Linked DNA regions of Homo sapiens: region 1 is linked to region 2. A link is a contact called in ENCODE Hi-C or POLR2A ChIA-PET data. All regions are on one chromosome and are shown on one strand. Each heading gives the region's core, a stretch centred on a gene start or an enhancer-like site at or near the end of the contact. The rest is flanking DNA. Distances are from core to core; before and after follow the strand shown.

Region 1 (2,700 bases), core at 91-2,590, 40 kb before region 2:
AGAGCAGCTTCCCATCCTGGTTTTTTTTCTGACATTTTCCCACACAACTCAGCCTGTGTGTTTCTTTCTCTTTGTCCCCAGGGAATGTTTTCTCATTCCTTGATTATATAGATTGTATAGATTGACTTTGTCTCTCTGGTAGAAAAACAGGAGTCCTGAGAAGATGGACGTGGGGAAGCAGGGGGCAGTTCTAGAATTCCCTTGAGTGGCAAGGGCAGGTAGGAAAGCTGTGAGAGCAGTTATATGACCTTCCTTTCTGCTTCATCAAGGAGACAACATCCTAGAGTAAAAGGAGATTTGCACAGTTCTGACCTGGCTGTGAGTCCCAAGTGTGTGACCATGGATAGGTGATTCCACCATTTTAATCTTGCCTTTAAGGACAGTATTAACCACCATCACATCACAGACCTGTGAGGATCAAATGAAGCACGGAGGGTTTTCAAAGTGAAGTTTTGTGTGGTAAAACTACTGAGGTTTTGAATGCCTGAAAATATCTTTACTGTCCCATCACATTTAAGTGAAAATTTTGGAGGTTATAAAATTCTAGCATTAAAGTTATAGTCATTTAATACTTTAAAAATATTGTTCCATCATCTTCTTATACCAGTGGTTAATCTCTGAGTCTTGTCCTTTTGCAAAGTGATAAGTTCTTTTCCTCTGGAAGCTCATAGAATTTTCTCTATGATGTTTTCAAATTCCATTAAATCACATTTATTTGGGGTTTGAAATCCTATTTGACACTTTGATTCCAAAGTCTCTCTTCCGTATTTCCTTTGTTTCTTCTTTTAGAAAATCTATCTTTAATATTTTTTCCAAGTATTTTCCTCCCTTTGTTGCTGCCTCTACTTCTCTATTTCTTGAACTTCTGTTATTCAAATATTGGCAGTTCCATTTCTATCTTCCATATTCCTTAATGTTTCTCCACTCTCCTTCATGATGACTTTTAGAAGGAATCTGATCCCCACGCCCAATGAGTCAGTCTTCTGATGTGTTTATTCTGATGTTTTTCTTTAATAGACGTGTCCAGTATCTTATTTTCTTTATTTTAACTATTGCACTTTTAAATTCTAAAATGATTACTTGGAATATTAATCCTTGGTGTGTGGTATACAGAGACTCAGGAATGCCTTTTCAACCTACAGGCCAATTCCTTATGGGTAGATGGTTAGAAAGTTAATTAGTAGCTTAGAAATCATTACTCTGTGGTTACTGTTGTTAGACTTTGCCCAAGTCATTCACCTCTCTGAGTCACAGTCTCCTCATCTGTTGGATGGGGATAAGAAAAGCCCCTCCCATTCCACCCCAGGTGGCTCTGTGGATAAGGGCTGTGGTGAGGCTGAGTGAGAGGTAATTTGGAAAGTGACCAGAACTATGCAAATAGTACTGTCAGTAACTTGGCCCAGCCATGATCCCAGAGCTTCATGCCTTTGTTCCTTTGGTTCTTCTCTTGGCAAGTTGAATGGTGGCCCTTCCCCAGAGGCAGCATCAAAGCTGTCATGACCTGTAAATGTAGCAGGTCAAAGTCCCTGGAATAAGTGTCATACTCCATAGGTCTGTACCCTGTCCTTCTGTGCTCTTAGAGTTCCAGGAGGCCAGGAGGGTGCAGGCTGTGTCTGGATTCTTTACTGGCCAGAAGCCTACAGTGCTTACACATACAGCCCTTATTCACCACCTCCAGTCTCAGCTGGGTCTCAACAGAAAGCATTTGCTTTTATTACTGGAAATCTGCAGGCTGAAAGATCTTATCTATTCACCTTCTCCTCCCTGGGTATATGTACAAAGGATGAGGAAGCTCAGGCAAATGCACCAGCTATGGCCTGTGGGGCTATAAAAAACAAATAACCCCCTAAGGCAATATCAGCATTTCAGGGCTCTATGCACATACCTGGATGAGCTCTGAGAGATCCTGGGCCGTTTAACAATTGATAACCACAGAAAAGAGAACCCCAAGGAAACTGCTGTCAGCTTATGTAGAAATTCCTGGAAAGGGCAATATTGATGACGCTCCCTCCTCTTCTCTTTTTATTTTTTATAAAATGAGTTTGACTTAGCACTAATACAGCATGAGATAATTAAAAGAGAAGAGACTTTGGAGTCATGAGTCCTGGGGTGAATCTTCACTTCATCACTGGATAGCTGTGTGTCCTTAGACAAATCACATAACCTTCCTAAAGCTCATTGTCCTTACTTGGAAAGTGTGACCATAATAACTGATACATTTTTGAGTTGCTGAACTAAATGAAATATATGATGGCATAAAATTAAAACTAATGATCAATGTAAACAAAATATTGGAAACTATGAGAAGCTCTGTAGTTTTGGCTGTCATTAGTATTGCTGGCTAAGTCCTCAGCAGGATGTGAAATTTAATAACTAGATTTGTTTGATAGTAATTGTGCCGGGATGACTACTATACTCTAAATTTTTAAGTGTGTTCCTCAGGTTCTAAAACTCATGTATCTTCCCATGAGTCCATAAAACAGAATTTTTTTTTTTGAGAGATAGCTATGTTCTAGGCACATAAAAACCCTCATTACAACTCCATATGGGAGATGTTGTGCTTAAACTCCAAGATGGCCCCAGTGATCTCACCTACTGGTATTCACTTCCTTGTGTGGTTCCCCCTTCTACCCTGTGTTAGGATTGGTCTCTGCAACCAACAGAATATGGAAGAAGTGATGGTATGACACTTCCAAGATT
Region 2 (2,700 bases), core at 182-2,681:
TTTGCTCCCAAGTCAAAGCGTTTGTCTTTTGTAGTATCTACTTATCACATGTAAGATTATTATTCTATGTTTACTTATCTATCTTTCCCAGTTGACTGTGAGCTTCTTGAAGATAACAATGACATGATTTTTTTCTGTATATATGTAAATATTTCTTATTTTTCTGTCTAAGCTATTCAAGTCTCCTAGAGTATTGAGACATTGTGTTTGCAATATTTTACTCTGGCAATATCTTCACAATGGCTCTAAGACTTTTCAGGCCCTCCCTTCAACCCTGTGTTTCTCTGAGCCTCCATCCTCTTGCCTCAGTACTCATTTCACCTTAGCCACGCTGGATTTCTTGTTGCTGTTTTGACACACAGCACATTCCTGACTTGCCCCTTTGAGGCATACTGTCCCTCACTCTTCCTGGATGCCCCCTAGAAACCTCTAGGCTGACCTCATCACCTCCTCCATGCCTTGCTTGGATCTCCCAATCTTGATGAAGCCCAACATCTCCACCCATTTTGTTGTGTTTCCTGCCTCCCCAGGTAGCCCTTGGCACTCCTAACACTCCTTCCCATGCTTAGCTTTCTTCTTTTCCATAGCACAGTCCATGTTAACCTATGATGTATCATTGTGGCTTTTATTTTGTGTCTGTATCTCCTTCTAGAATGTGACCTTCATGAGAAAAGGGAATCTTTGTCTTGCCTGCTGGAACAAAATACATCCCTAGAAAAGTGTCAGGCACATAGTAAATGCTCACACAGAGTTTTGCACTGATTTAAATCTACTGATTTTTTTTTTCTACTTGAGCTATTTAAGTCCCCCATGAGAATCAGGCTGAGCTCTTCCAATATTTTGGACCTAAACATTCCAGCTGATCACTCTCTCTCTCCTGGTCTTTGTGCAGACATGACCTTAATGATGTCGAGCCCCATGGCAAAGCTTTGCCCACAGGAAGCGAAGAGCCCCTTAATAAAGCAGATTTCCTTTTGCTATTCAACAGCAAGGGCTTTGGGCTGTTTAAAAAAAAAAATTGTGTTTCTCCTTATCAAATAGTTCCAAAACTGAATTTTCGAAATGGGTGAAGACCTCCTAGACACCCTGAAGATGGGATGAACTCCCCTTATTTGTCAGAGAGTGCTGGGCTGGAGCAGGGACCCCTTTCTGTGTGCTCGTCTTCCTCATTTCCATTGTCTTTCCACCTCTACGAGTCGTTAACTGTATTAATCACAACTAAAACAAAGCTAATAATTGCTTCTTGGAACGTTGTGTAACACCATGGAACGCTGCCACGGGCCTCTGAGAATCGGCCTCTAACTGCTCGGAGTGATTTCTCAGGGATTTTAACTCAGCCCGTCTTTAAGCTGAATGTTTATCATTTTCCTTTTTATTGTTTCTGGCTCCTCCCCTGCCTTTGAAGTTTCTGAAATCTTTAAGCATTTGGCTAGTCTCTATACACCGCAGGTCTTCTCCCTCAAAGAGGGCACCTGGCCAGGAGAAAGGAACTGGAGCTCCTCTCTTGGCTGGGCCTATAAAACAATCAGATTGCTCTGCAGCCTGCCATTTGAAACGTGAGCTGTGCTGAAAGTACAGATAATGCAGCGTGTTCCAAGGAGATTAGAATATCCCAGTGGGATTTCGGGTGAATGGAGAGGGAGAATAGCTCAAGTCCTCCACACACCATTTAACCCTCTCTTCTCCAGGCTGCGTTGTCTAGGAGGGTAGGTCAAGGGCACAGATCTGCTCCCCTCTTTTCCATAACCACCCTGACTTGTGAAAATAAGGGGTTTACAGCTAAGAGGTTTCCATGAAACTGTTGATTATTCTCCTCTGCTCCATTTGGTAACTTCTGTCGATAGTTAGCTTTGAGCATCCCAGATCCCATGGCTTCCCTCAGAGGAGGAATATCCTTGTCGTTCTACTCCAAAGTAGGCACAGATTTATTTTCTGCCTCTTGCTCCTTCCAGAATTTTCAGCTCTTTTGACAATTTCCAAGACAAGGGATGAGTTCCAGCCACCATGTCATGAGGAGACCCTGGATACCCCAGCTCAGAGCCTAGAGTGAGTATTTGCATTGAAGAGGAAACGTCGTATATTTGAAATGTAAGTTTCATGAATAAGATCTGGGCCCAAATTGGCTTTAGTCATTCAAAGACCCAGTCAAACTCAGGAAGTTAAAAAAGTTGAGGTGGCTGGTTTCACCTGGCTCCAGTGTCCATTCTTCTCACTTTCTCTGCATGTGTTTGTTACCCTTTCTTCATCATCGATGGAGCTCAAACTCAGTCTCACATGGGAGCAGCAGCACCAAGATAAAATTTGTGTATCCTACAGGAATAACACAGCAGGCAAGCCTGCAGGATAGAGCCAGGTGAGGCAAGTGGTGGTGGAGCTCAGAGTGTCACGTAATTAAGTGTTGTTGCAAGGACTGGAGGGGAAGATGGGGTAATAGATGTCTGCCTGGAGTGAAGACATGGCAGGGCCAAGCCTGCCTGCGATGTGTCCCAAACCTCCAATGATCCCCAACCCTGTGCAATAAAAGCCGGGTAGACCAGGCAACTGACGAAACCCCAGCTCCTGATGAAAGAGGGAATTGTTTTCTTCTGCCTTCCTGCTGAGTTGTAGGATTCGGAACCTTTGTCTTATCCAGCTTAAATCCCTGTCACTCCTTAGCAGGGACTCAGGAGGAGGAGTTATGAGGAATGTGGTAAATGATGA

Evidence for each region. A loop is a pair of places that touch in the nucleus more often than their neighbours do. ChIA-PET counts read pairs that join two places held with the same protein, here RNA polymerase II (POLR2A). Pooled maps may share reads with other maps.
Region 1: a map of transverse colon shows a loop between it and region 2 (30-fold over the local background). The contact joins two enhancer-like sites. A Hi-C loop is called at or near these places in 5 of 168 maps with a recorded cell type or tissue (K562, PC-3, PC-9 and 2 more) and 2 of 50 pooled maps. POLR2A ChIA-PET finds 5 or more read pairs at or near these places in 2 of 52 experiments (A549 and MCF 10A).

The regions. Positions count from the first base shown.
Region 1 is chr9:108,092,956-108,095,655 of GRCh38, reverse strand. The region is part of intron 4 of LOC105376214 (a long non-coding RNA gene); the gene reads left to right. Among named protein-coding and RNA genes, the nearest start is that of KLF4, 600 kb to the right of the region's middle. Within about 2 kb of position 1,340, at least 5 of the 41 ENCODE cell types and tissues checked have a DNase peak (open chromatin) inside an H3K27ac peak, as active enhancers do; they include mammary epithelial cell and transverse colon, where a contact is called at or near this core.
Region 2 is chr9:108,052,547-108,055,246 of GRCh38, reverse strand. LOC105376214 (a long non-coding RNA gene) reads left to right here. Exons shown (of 6, transcript XR_007061722.1): 5 at 1,953-2,046. Among named protein-coding and RNA genes, the nearest start is that of KLF4, 560 kb to the right of the region's middle. RefSeq lists an enhancer at 2,365-2,700. Within about 2 kb of position 1,431, at least 21 of the 41 ENCODE cell types and tissues checked have a DNase peak (open chromatin) inside an H3K27ac peak, as active enhancers do; they include mammary epithelial cell and transverse colon, where a contact is called at or near this core.